2 separate regions of the Homo sapiens genome follow, and region 2 is linked to region 1. A link is a contact called in ENCODE POLR2A ChIA-PET data. All regions are on one chromosome and are shown on one strand. The core of a region is the stretch at or near the end of the contact, and the rest is flanking DNA. Distances in the headings are between cores, read along the strand shown. Region 1 holds the start of MUC22 (mucin 22). Region 2 has its middle 18 kb from the start of C6orf15.

Region 1 (6,915 bases), core at 3,309-5,808:
TGACCAACATGGTGAAACCCCATCTCTACTAAAAATACAAAAACTAGCTGGCGTGGTGGCAGGCACCTGTAGTCCCAGCTACGTGGGAAGCTGAGGCAAGAGAATAGCTTGAACCTGGGAAGTGGAGGTTGCAGTGAGCCGAGATTGCACCACTGCACTCCAGCCTGGTCGACAGAGCGAGACTCCGTCTCAAAAAAATGAAAAATAAAAAATGTTAGGTAAGTTAATGATTCATATTTTCTTGAAAATATGGAAAGACGTATCATAAGAGAAGCATTTTTGCTTAATTCACCAAAAAGTTACTGGGGGCTATAAATTGAACACAGAGTCTTACAAGGCACAGGAAATTTTTTAGACGTTTATAAACATATCTTTTGATGCAGAGGAGTATGACAGGGTGATCAATAAAAGCTTTTCAAGCAAAAAATTATTACAGACCATATGACATCCCAGAAAAGACAAAACTATAAAGGCAGTCAAGAGTCAATGGTTGCCAGGGGTTACGAGGGTGGGGTGATGAATAGGTGGAGCACAGAGGATTCTTAGGGCGTGAAACTACTGTATATGATACTACAATGGTGGATGCCTGTCATTGTACATTTGTCAAAACCCATAGAATATACAAGAGTAAACCCTGACGTCAACGAGGTGGGGAGGTTGTGCTTGCGTAGGGGCAGGGAGTCTATGGGACCTCTGTACTTACCACTTAATTTTGCTGTGAACCCAAAACTGCTCTAAGAGATAAGGTTTATTAATTAGACATACTGTGATATATGTATAGCAGTAGAATATTTATGTTACTGGTATTTAATATGATATATGGAGAGAGACCAGTAGAATAATATGGGGAAAGTAAAATGGAACTATAAGTTCGTAGAGCAGGAGGAACCATTTAAAAACCTAGACTATTGAGGAAGAGCTTGCTTATATGTTATTCAAAAGGATAATGGAAGCTAGGTGCAGTGGCTCACGTCTGTAATCCCAGCACTTGGGGAGGCTGAGGCGGGAGGATTGCTTGAGCCCAAGAGTTCAACACCAGCCTGAGCAATATAGTGAGACCCCCCACATCTCTTAAAGTAAAATAAAATTTAAAAAAAGGATAATGATGAGTATTGAGATGCTGCTAGTGTTTAGAGTCTACTGGAAACATTTTAAAGAGTAGTAAAAACTTTTATTATTTCAATGTCTACATTTACAATATGGTAGAAATTACATTCTTTGCAATAATTAAATGTATGATAAAAAATTTAGATTAAACATAGACAGAGGAGGGAAAACAGCTTTTCAAAATTGTTTTTGAACGTATACACAACAGAAAATTTGAAGATGGGCACTCAAGCACATAGGACATTTCTACACAAATGGTGGCTCCAGATAGCTGAAGAAGCTTAAGCAGCTGTAGGAGAGATCTCCAAATCCAGGGACAGTGGCTGCCATCAGAGTGGTCCGTTTGTGGGAAAATGGGTCACAGACATAGACCATATCAGGCTATATTTCACAGAAAATCTTCTTCTTTTTGTTACTTTCTGATGAACTATATGCTATATGGAAGGTACCATTGAGACTCCTTGTGATGAAAATAACTCTACTTGAATTGGGGGTAAACTAAAATTAGAAGGGAAAGCAGACCCCTTGTCCAGCCAGGTTGAAGAAAATCTAAGCCGGTACAGGGTGAGGTTGAGAGAGATGGCAGCGAGAATCTGGAACACAGGCCTTTCCTAAATCAAACTTTCAGCACAGGTCATTCAAGGGCGAATTTCAAATCTATGCTATGTTTATAAATTGTGTACTCTACGTAATTGCCGGGTCCCTGGAATTCCCTACTCTGTGCGAAACTAATCTCTTACTCTCTAAAACAAACCCAAGTCCTAAGCCCACAACCCCTGTTTGCTCTTTCCTTCCTAGTCATCAGAACCCTCATGACTCAGACTCTCCAAGGAGGCATTTAAAAAAATGTTCTCGGACCAGTCAGCTCCACTCGAGCAACCTGCTCTTAACTCATTAATTTTCCCGACATGTCCCTTATGATGACTCGTCCATCTGTTTTTCAAATTCCACATAGCTGGGCCTCTGTAGCTTTGTGGTTTTATATTCCGCATACTTTCTAACAGTGACAGCTCCAGAATTTCTATGTCAGATGAAGTTGGGAACAGGCAGTCTGGTTGGAGGAAGATATTCAGGGGCCAGACTCAAAGTCCTGTTTGGACATGACAACCTCCTTTTATAATGGCGAAGAGCACAGGCTCTGCAGCTGGACTGATAGTTTAATTCCTGACTCCATCACTTACTAACTTTGTGAGTTTGGCCAAATTACTTGACTTCTCCATGGTTTAGTTTCCTTATTTGTAAAATGAAGACAATGGTAGTACTGTGTCTCAGAGTCGTTGGATGCCAATGCAGGATCCCAGTGACCAGATGGAACGAGAGGGAGCTCAGGAGAGACCAGCTTGAAGGGCCGAAGTCTTGTTCCCACATTGCCAGTAGGAGGCATAAATTCCCCCTCAGAGGACGTGCAGGAAAGAAGTGGAGGGGAGAGCCCTTGAAATGGGGGGAAAACAGTCCTGAGAGGGGCATTAAATTTCATATGGCCAAGTATTTACCCAAAAGAGACCTGAAACATTGTTTTCTTTTTCTTTCTTTTTTTTTTTTTTGAGACGGAGTCTCACTCTGTCACCCGGGCTGGAGTGCAGTGGTGCGATCTTGGCTCACTACAACCTCTGCCTCCCGGGTTCAAGCAATTCTCCTGCCTCAGCCTCCCAAGTAGCTGGGATTACAGGCACCCGCCACTACGCCCAGCTAATTTATTTTTATTTTTATTTTTATTAGAGATGGGGTTTCACCATGTTGATCAGGCTGGTCTCAAACTCCTAACCCGCCCACCTTGGCTTCCCAAAGTGTTGGGATTACAGGCGTGAGCCACCAAAATTTTTTTCTTTCTTATTGTTTTTAATTCTCCCCCCAAGCTTACTGAGGTAAAATAGACAAAAATTATATGTTTTCAGCGTGTACAATGTGTTGATTTGATGAGTATACATTGTGAAATAATTACCACTATCAAACTAATGAACACATCACCAACACATATTTACCATTTCTTTTCTGTGTGTGTTAGCAAATTTCAGATAGACAATACAATATTGTTAATTATAGTCTCCATGTGATTAAAGTTCCAGAACTCATTCTTCTTATAACTGAAAGTTTGTACCCTTGACTGTTGTTTTTAATCTTTAAATTGAGGCTTAAAATATATGCAGTAAAATGTGCAGAGTGGACACATAAGTGCTCAAGTCGTTGAATTTTATTTAATTCTTTAATGTATTTATTTTAAAGAAATAGAGACAGGGTCTTGCTATGTTGCCTAGACTGCTCTTGAACTCCTGGGCTCACACAATCCTCCCACCTCAGCCTCTCAAGGTGTTGGGATTACAGGCATGAGCCACCGCACCCGGCCAATTGTTGAATCTTAACACATGCATACACTCACCTACCCGCTTTCCAGATCAAGATGTGCCACATTCTTATCACCCCAGAAGCCTCCCCTGCCTCCTCCCCATCAGTGCCACCCTAGAGGTAGCCAGTATTTTGACTTTAATCATCATCAGTTGATTTTTCCATGTACTTGACTTTCATATAATTAGAACCATACAGTATGCCTTCCAAAAGAGACACTTTTAAAAGAAAATGAAATTTCATCACCAATATTTGGCAAGCTTATACCCGTATCCTCATTTCCAACCCCAGGCTTCCCTGCCATTGGTGGGAAAGAGAGTCTGGAAACTGAGTTGGGTGAGTTATAGCAAGCCAAACTACATTTTTCCTTGCATATCTGAATTACACGGGGTAAATTTCAATCAACTGCTAGTTGTGAGCCTAGAAATAGGGACGCAGGTGAGTCAGGGTCCCTGACCTATGCTTAAGAGCCATTGCCAAAGATTGACTCAGGGAAATGGGTAGTTCCGTGCCCCATCCTCTTCCCTACTCACTTCCGCTTGATACTAGAAGTGAGACTCACTCAGTGTCCACTTTCCCCACCCTTGGAGAGCTCACAGGGAGTGGAGTGTATCACTCACGTAGCCATGTGCTGCTCTGCAGCTGGGAAGGAGCACTCTGGAGAAAGCCGGGCGTGTGTCCTGATGCTCTTATCACCCTCCAAATCCCCAGCTTCCCCTAGATAGACTGCTATTGACCTTTACCATCCATTTGTTTCCTTTTCTTCTCTTCTTCCTTCTTTCTTCTACAAAGGCCTCCTGCTTTGAAAATGAGGCATACCCAGGGAAAACAGGTTTCAGGTCAGCTCTGGTTCAAAGGGTGGGTCCCTTCCACTCCGACAAGTTTGATCCCCTCATTCTGCCTCCCTCCCTGCCCCTCCTCATGTGTGCGCCCTCTGGTCTTGCCGACTCTGCTCTCTCCTCCGCCTTGATTCCTGTAGGGTACATCTCTCCAAACGGCCCTGCAGAAAGCACAGCGCAGAAATGCCCCTCCCTGGGGAGGGAGGACCCAAAGTTCTGGCCTCCCCTACTCAGTATCAGCTATAAATGCCACAGACACGTTTGCGAGGAAAAAAGAAGAAAAATAAGAAGCCAAACTGTGGAGCAATTTGGGGGCTCCCCCCAACCATGCCATCTGCCTACAAGGCTTACCCTGGCACTGGCTGGCCTTTGGGTCTTTTTGTGCAACTTTATTTTCTATCAAGGCCCAGGGGGTTTGCCCCTTGTCTCTCTGCCTCTTTGACCTATCCTTCCTTTGGAACCCAGGCATCTAAATGACAACTTCTATGTGCATCATTTAGAGATGAGAAGAGGAAATATCTCTCCTGCTTTCTGGTTCCTGTGGCTGCTTCTCTTTGGACTTCTGGGACCCAGTAAGTGACTTAGCAGTTAAGGAGGGAGAGGGGCATGGAGGCCACATAAGCCCTGAAGGAGATGGGGAATCCCCTGCCCAGGCATGACTCTTCTTCCAGAAACAATGATGATTCATTTTTTTTTTTTTTTTTTTGCCCATTTCTGCAAAAGCCAGTACTGATCCCAATTCCACTGACCATGATTCTGATGCTGTCTTAGAAGCAAATCTGTATTAGTCTCCCCCAGCTGTGGTTGTGAGCACATGTGGTGGGGCGGTGGGGCGGTGCTGGGGAAATGGAGGGGGGTGAGATTTTACTTTCCTTTGTATCTTGGATAAAAGTTTTTTTTTTTAACCGGAAAACTCTAGTTCCAATAGCATTCTTAATTCCAAATTAAAACCAGGATCTCAGTCTAAAGTCAAGTAAAAATCCTTCAATCCTTCTTTGTTTTTTTTCCATAGGTTATTTGGGTACAGGTGATATTTGGTTATGTAAGTGCTTTATTGGTGAATTGTGAGACTTTGGTGCACCCGTCACCAAGCAGTGTACACCGCACCCACCCTATCTGTAGTCTTTTATCTCTCGTGCCTCCCCCGTCCTTCCTCCCTAGTGCCCAAAGTCCACTGTATCATTCTCATGCGTTTGAGTCCTCACAGCTTAGCTCCCACCTATCAGTGAGAACATACGATGTTTGGTTTTCCATTCCTGAGTAACTTCACTTAGAATAATAGTCTACAGTCTCATCCAGGTCACTGCAAATGCCATTAATTCATTCCTTTTTATGGCTGAGTAGTATTCCATCGTATATATATGCCAGTTTCTTTATCCACCGTTGATTGATGGGCATTTGGGTTCCATGACTTTGCAATTGTGAATTGTGCTGCTATAAACATGTGTGTGCAAGTGTCTTTTTTGTATAATGACTTCTTTTCCTCTGGGTAGATACCCAGTAGTGGGATTACTGGATCAAATGGTAGATCTACTTTTAGTTCTTTAAGAAATCTCCACACTGTTTTCCATAGTGATTGTACTAGTTTACATTCCCACTAGCAGTGTAGAAGTGTTCCCTGATCACTGCATCTACGCCAACATCTACTGTTTTTTGATTTTTTGCTTCAACCCTTCTTCGGATGCTGCCTGATTCCAAATCCATGTATAATCCCCTGAGAACTTCCCTGGTAGAAACAAACCGGAGTTCGGCCACTGAGGGGTTGGCTCTGACATTGGATCAGCAATGGCTGTGAAAGGAAACAGCCCAGGGGAGAAGTGAATTGGGCTCCGTGTGACTCCAATGGGCTGTCTGAGATAGTACTGTTCACTCCAGTCTTTGATTTCTTACATCAACATATCTTCCCTAATTATGAGACACCAGGTTAATTGGCTCATCCATTCCATTGCCTTTACTGTAGGATGGCTCGTCAAGAAGTGGGAGGTGCGGTTGAAAGAGAAGGTATAGGTTGGATGATGTGGAGGATTTGGAGTGCTTCCCCCTTCTTCCTCAGTATGCATCTGTTTCCTGCACCCCACTCTGGATTCGCTCCCTCGCCCGCTTCAGCACTTCCCTCGGCGTTCTTTTTCTTCTCTTTCCCCTTGCCTTCACCCTGAATGCTTCAACTGTTCTCTACCTACCCATGCCTTCCAGATCTGCCCGTCGCCTGTCCTAATCCTGAACTCCAGTCCTATCTGTCTGATTTTAAACAAGAGTCCCCTTACCTCAGAAGAAACTGTCATTCATGTAGTCATTCAACAAACATTTATAGAGCTCCTCCTCTGGGCCAGGCACTGCTGCGTGCTAGGCCATGGTGAGGAATGGAGTGGGAAATGCCATGGTCTTGACCCCCATGGAACACTTGGTCTACTGTAAAACATAGACTTAAATAATATTTCCTAACAAAAGGGAGCAAGTGTGCAAGGGCTGAAAGGCCCCTCCTCTTTTCCTACCACTAGATCTATAAAGTAACCAACAGTGTCTCCTGTAGCCCCATTACAGTGGATTAGCAAGGACCAACTCCTCCATCTGAATGCTGGGCGCCGTCTCACCCTCCTGCCGTCTCAGGGGCTTTGCTCAGTGCATT
Region 2 (6,915 bases), core at 1,678-4,177, 84 kb after region 1:
TAGGATTTATTCATTTCTTCGGTGTTCCTGTTACAGCTGGTGGCACCATGTTCCGGCAGAATCAGTCAGATCAGTGCAGTCCCATGCTGTGTGTCCGTGCCACTGGTCTGGCTTAATTCAGGGATGAATTCTAGTGTACATGAAACAGACGGCACACATATTCTTCCATCAAACTGACAGAAGAAGTCTCTCTCCACCCATCTTTTGATATGTAGAGCATGACTGTGAGTTCAGTGTTATTATACACTTGATGTCACAGCCATTTTGAAGCTGCTGATTAAAAGTAGGTTATGGCTGGGCGTGGTGGCTCATGCCTGCAATCTCTTAGGGAGGCTGAGGTGGGAGAATCACTTGAGCCCAGGAGATCAGCCTGGGTAACATACCAGACCCTGTCTCTATTAAAGAAAATTAAGAAAATAAAATTAAAATAGGTTACAACAGAATACTCATGGCCAGAACATACCTGTCTTCATGTTCCCCTGCAGGGAACAATGACTAAACAGCTCATGATTCTTGTCCCTTGAGCCCCGCTTTTCTAGATTCCATAAAGGCCACCCTCTTCTGCATCCACATTCTTTCTTCAGTTGGCGCCTAGTACCATGGATTTGATTTTTGCTTCCTTAGGTCTAGTCTTTATCCATGCATACTTCCCCTTGGCTCCCTTTGATTGGATTTATTTACTCCCCAATTTCCTTAGCACCATCTACAGTGTCTTTTCCAGTTAGTGCCTCTCATTCACTGTGCACAGACTCCCCACAACTTTCATTCGTAGGTGATTAACTTTCATGTAATGTCCTAGGAAACCCTTTACTAGCTGTGTGACTTTAGGCAAATTACTTAACCTCTCTGAGCCATATTTTCATCATTTATAAAGCTCATAATGCCTACCTTGGAAGGATGTTTGGAATTAAAGTAAGTTAGAGGCTGGGTGCAGTGGCTCACACCTGTAATCCTAGCACTTTTGGAGGCCAAGGTGGTCAGATCACCTGAGATCAGGAGTTCTAGACCAGCCTGGTCAACATGGTGAGACCCCCGTCTCTTCTAAAAATACAAAAATTAGGCTGGGCACGGTGGCTTACACCTGTAATCCCAACATTTTGGGAGGCTGAGGTGGGCTGATCACCTGAAGTCAGGAGTTCAAGACCAGCCTGGCCAGCATGGTGAAACCCCATCTCTACCAAAAATACAAAAATTAGTTGGGCATGATGGCGGGTGCCTGTAATCCCAGCTATGCAGGAGTCTGAGGCAGGAGAATCGCTTGAACTTGGGAGGCGTATGTTGCAGTGAGCCGAGATCGCACCACTGCACTCTAGACTAGGTGACAGAGCGAGTCTCAAAAAAAAAAAAAAAAAAAAAATTAGCCGGGGGCGTATTCCCAGCTACTCAGGAGGCTAAGGCAGGAGAATCCTTTGAAGCCAGCAGGTGGAGGTTGCAGTCAGCCAAGATCGTGCCACTGCACTCCAGCCTGGGGGACAGAGTGACACTCTGTCACTCAAAAAATAACATAAAATAAATTATAATAATAATGGTAACAACAGCAAATTGTTATTGAGTTCTTATCGTGCCAGACACGATGCTAAGAATTTCGTATACAAATATTTGGTTGAGTCATCTCAACAAGCCTATCACATGGGAACTCTGACTATCCCCACTTTACAGATAAGGAAGATGAGGCTTAGAGAGCTTAGTGCTGGGCCCATTAGTTACAGTAGTTATAATTATTCAATGTCCTTCAATGTCATGAGAAAGTCACCATCAGCCTGGGAGTTCAGTGGGAGGGTCAGGAAAGACTTGAACAATGAGTTGTTTGCAGATGAATGGGCTTTTGTGTTTGTTTTGTTTTTATTATAAACCCAGTACTATACAGGTCTTTGTAAAAGTACAAAGTACAAAGTTGAAAAGTCCTGAAAAGCTTCTACCACCAAGGAATAACCGCCGAAATAATATCTCATCAGAACTTTCTCCATGAATACACTTTTTAAAAATTATCACCAGCAGTTTCATGGAACACGAATACTCTGTTTAAAAAAGAGATAAGCTTTTATGTCTATATTACTTTATTTTTTCTGAGTACTATTTTTTCCCCTGATTTTCACCGAAAGGGTTGCTCTCTATGTTGTTGTTTCAGCCCTTCCAGTAGTTTAAAACATGCATCTTTAGTTCTAGTCTAATTCATGATTTCCCTTACATCTATTTAAAGTTATAATTTTATTTAACATCAAAGGTTATTCAGTAGCTTTAGTCTTTCCCCTGAACCAAACACATTTATTTATTTATTTATTTATTTATTTATTTTTGGAATTGGAGTCTCACTCTGTCACCCAGGCTGGAGTGCAGTAGTGCGATCTCAGCTCACTGCAACCTCTGCCTCTGGGGTTCAAGTGATTCTCGTGCCTCAGCTTTCCGAGTAGCTAGGATTACAGTTGCCCGCCACTACGCCCAGCTAATTTTTATATTTTTAGTAGAGATGGGGTTTTGCCATATTGACCAGGCTGGTCTTGAATTCCTGATCTCAAGTGATCCGCCCGCCTCGGCCTCCCAAAGTGCTGGGATTACAGCCATGAGCCACTGCGTCTGGCCACCAAATACATTTTAACTTCTTTCCTCTTTCCATTCCTCTTACTGTACCCTTCTAGGATTCCCTGGGTTTTGTTAAAAGCTTCTGGAACTGGAATGTAGCAAATGAATGTTCCATTTAACAGGCAGAGAAAGAGGAGGTGGGCAAATCACAGAACCAAAGTGCAGAGTGGTGAAGAGCTCCAGTTGCATGCAGGGTGGGGTGGCTGCCAGGGCCCTGGTGCCTTCAGTCATTAGTTCTGCAAATGTTCATGAGTTCCACCAGTGGTGTCTGCCCAGCAGAGAGCAGGAGCAGGGGTGAGGGTGAGGACAAGAGACAGACAGAGCCTGGAGGGGCAGTCAGCTGCACAGGAACGACCTTCTGTGCAAGCTGCAGGCTCTGCACCCAGCCAGTACCTGAGCAGGGTAGAGGTCTGATGAACTGACTTATAGGATGGGCTGGAGGACGCAGAGCCTGTGGGTATGAGGCCAGTTAGGAGAGTGCTGTCACCACCCAGGCAGGAGGCCATGAACATCCCCATATGAGAAAGAAGGGCATAAACAGGAAACAAATTTAACAATTAAATAAAAGCACCTCCCTCATGCAGGAAACTCGCCCTGTGCCAGGCCCTGCAGAACCATCTGCAGAGTCATTTCCTCTCTTGGCAACTTGGCAGCCCCTAGCAAACACAATGCATCTTGGCTTGCCATCAGTGCAACCCTTGTTCTTCAGATACAGGTAAAATGCCAAATCCCTAAGAAGGCCTAGAAGGCTCTGCAGTGTCAGCACCAGCACCCCCACCCCTTGGCCCCTCTCTGTGGTCACTTTCTTGGGTCCTGCAGATGCTCCAGGCTCCACTCAAATTCTATTGGATTAAGGCTCACCCTAATGACCTCATTTTAACTTGATGACCTCTATAAAGACCCTATTTCCTAATCAGATCACATTCTGAGGTACCAGGGATTAAGATTTCAGCGTATCTTTTGGGGGTGGGGGACACATGGTCACATCCTGAATGACTATAGCTCAAACAGGTCTTTGTTAGGTGAAAATAACAGGTGGAAAAATCACTGAGCACTTCACCTTATCTCAAACTTATGACTTCAAAATCTCTACAGTGGACTGGTTTCCCAGCTGACCTCACCTTACGTGGAGTGTTGCCCAATTCACACTCTCCAGCCTTCCCCACACTGACTTTAACTTCCACATATTCCTTCACTTCATTCCTGCATAAACCTGGGTATGGTCCCTTCATTGTCTCTCAGTGATGTGGAAAGTTTTCATGATGAGTCTACCCTGCTCTCTCTAATGCAAGTAGGATACAACAAACAGCATGTTAAGTTAGCAAATTTGACATTAACGTCTATCTTAAAAAGTGGCCAACTATGGGCCAGGCACAGTGGATCACACTTGTAATCCCAGCATTTTGGGAGGCTGAGATGGGCAGATGGCTTCAGCCCAGGAGTTTGAGACCAGCCTGGGCAACATGGTGAAACCCTGTCTCTATTTAAAAAAAAAAAAAAAAAAATTAGCCAGGCATGGTGGTGCACTTGTAGTCCTAGCTACTTGGGAGGCTGAGGTGGGAGGATTGCTTGAGCCTGGGAGGTTGAGGTTGCACTAAGCCAAGATGGCACCACTGCACTCCAGCCTGGCAACACAGCAAGACTCTGTCTCAAACTAACAAACAAACAAACAAAAAAGTGGCCAACAGAGGAGGTAGTAGTTTTGTCACTAGCTGTCATGTGGAACCCCAGGACCTAGCCTTTGGTTTCAAATACTGTTTTTCATTTATAGAAACTAGGACCCCTTAGAATGCAAGGCTTAGGTGACAACTGATTCCATGTCTCAGAGAAGGAAAGAATCAGGACAGGACTTGAATGTTCTGTTGTTGCCATAGAGCAAGGATGACTTCAAGAATGTGAAGGACAGGCTGGGCACGTGGCTCATGCCTGTAATCCCAGCACTTTGGGAGGCCAAGACGGACAGATCACTTGAGCAGAGGGGTTCAAGACCAGCCTGGGCAACGTGGCGAAACCCCATCTCTACAAAAAATACAAAAAGTAGCTGGGCATGGTGATGCATGCCTGTAGTCCCAGCTATGTGGGAGGCTGAAATGGGAGGATCATCTGATGCTGGGAAGGTCAAGACTGCAGTGAGCTGTGACTGTGCCACTCCAATCTGGGCAACAGTGAGACCCTGTCGCAAAAAAGAAAGAAAAGAAAGAAAGAGAGAGAGAGAGAAGGAAGGAAGGAAAGAAGGAAGGAAGGAGGGAAGGAAGGAAGGAAAGTAAGTCAAGGACAGTGCTTAAAAAGACAAAGGAGCCAATTTCAAAGAGCTCCCATTGTTCAAGTTGACAGTCGGGCATGAAAGAAAGAAGATGGGAGGAGGAATGATAATTATGGTTAATTGAAGTAAATTGAATCTGTGGCAGGCCATGAAATCACGATAATAACAGATAAAAATTCACATAAAGGGCACAAAAGATGACTGTAATAGAGAAGAATTGAGTTTTAAAATTTTATTTTAATAAAAAGGGAACTATTCATTTTGTCTCTTCTATTAATTATGTGTCTGTTTATAAAGCAAAGATAGGTGCTTGCTTTTGTCTGTGTAAGCAGAAAACCCACAGAGAATGCTGAGAAAGCCAAGTAGCCCTGTTATAGTAGGCAGCTAGTCAGGCACGAGCAGAGCAGGAGAGGGCTTCCTACCACACACACCCACCAGGAATGCCAGGCGAGCATCAGGTGATGGCCAGGCGGTTATTAACTGTTTCTCTAAAATAATAACTGGTAGCAGCTGGCGCCAGGGACAGGCAGATCCCAATAGATAGAAAAAACCTGAAACTGGTGATCAGCAGCTTCCTGATAAGATCTCAGGAGTTGGGCGAGTGGACTCAAGCATGCTCACTAAGAGGCAAAACTGTGGAGTTTAACTGGTGTATGTCCTTCCTCTACGAATTTTAGACTGGCAAGGGAAGAACGCCTCAAGTGAGCATGCGTACAACTCCAGTAAACACACTGTGCATGCCGCCCTTTCCAAGGGCTAGCAGACCACTGCACATATGGACAGCCCAGCCCAAGGGAAGAATCAAGGGAGAAGGAACACCAAGACCCCCGAAGCATGCAATGTATAAAACCTCAAGTCAGGCCGGGTGCAGTGGCACACCTGTAATCCCAGCACTTTGGGAGGCCAAGGTGGGCAGATCACCTGAGATTAGGAGTTTGAGATCAGCCTGGCCAACATGGTGAAACCCCGTCTCTACTAAAAATACAAAAATTAGCCAGGCTTGGTGGTGCACACCTGTAATCCCAGCTACTTGGGAGGCTGAGGCAGGAGAATCGCTTGAACCCGGGAGGCGGAGGTTGCAGTGAGCCAAGATTGCACCACTGTACTCCAGCCTGGGTGACAGGGAGAGACTCCATCTCAAAAAAAAAAAAAACAAAAAACAAACAAAAAAAGACCCAAGTCAAAAGATCAAACCACATACTTGATCTCTAAAGTCGTCCACTTGGCCCTCTTCCAAATGTACTTTCCTTCCTGCTCTAAAGCCTTTTAATAAACTTTCACTCCTGCTCTAAAACTTGCCTCGTTGTCTCCTGCCTTATGCCCCTCAGTCAAATTCTTTCTTCTGAGGAGGTAAGAATTGAGGTTGCTGCAGACACCTACGGATTCACCGCCAGTAACAGCCCTGCTGTAAATATGAATGTTAGCAGAAATAAGAACGTCTGACATGAGATGATGTCAGAGGCAATAATGAAAGAGAAGGGAGTTTCAATAGTAGGTACCAAGACAATAAATTAACCAAAAATATCACTAAAAAGAAGAGCTAACCAAGTCAACCCAATTCTTCATCTTCTAGAATATTGAATATTTAAATTGCCCTACTAGTTATAATAAAATACAAATAAGATATGCATAAGATTTAATACTGCTAACAGATCAAGTCAGTATATCATAATGAGAGAAAAATTCATTATGTAATAATGGTCAAGAGATTATTGAAGTGTGTTATATTAGGGGGAGAAAATATGTTGTGAGATTCTTGTTTGTTTTTTTGTTTTTGTTTTTTGATACGAAGTCTCGCTCTGTCACCCAGGTTGGAGTGCAATGGAGTGATCTCGGCTCACTGCAACCTCCGCCTCCTGGGTTCAAGCGATTCTCATGCCTCAACCTTCCGACTAGCTGGGATTACAGGCATGTGCCACCACGCCCGGCTAATTTTTGTTTTTTCAGTAGAGACAGGGTTTTGCCATGTTGGCCGGACTGGTCTTGAACTCCTGACCTCAGGTGATCCATTCTCCTCAGCCTACCAAAGTGCTGGGATTACAGGTGTGAGCCACCGTGCTTGGCCCGCAAAA

Evidence for each region. ChIA-PET counts read pairs that join two places held with the same protein, here RNA polymerase II (POLR2A).
Region 2: POLR2A ChIA-PET joins it to region 1 with 10 read pairs in OCI-LY7. The contact joins the enhancer-like site here to the promoter of MUC22 in region 1. POLR2A ChIA-PET finds 5 or more read pairs at or near these places in 2 of 52 experiments (OCI-LY7 and activated naive CD4-positive, alpha-beta T cell).

Annotation. Positions count from the first base shown.
Region 1 is chr6:31,005,916-31,012,830 of GRCh38, forward strand. It overlaps MUC22 (mucin 22), which reads left to right and starts at 4,559. Exons shown (of 4, transcript NM_001395414.1): 1 at 4,559-4,861. The coding sequence starts at 4,792.
Region 2 is chr6:31,091,589-31,098,503 of GRCh38, forward strand. No RefSeq gene overlaps it. Among named protein-coding and RNA genes, the nearest start is that of C6orf15, 18 kb to the right of the region's middle. Within about 2 kb of position 2,928, at least 6 of the 41 ENCODE cell types and tissues checked have a DNase peak (open chromatin) inside an H3K27ac peak, as active enhancers do.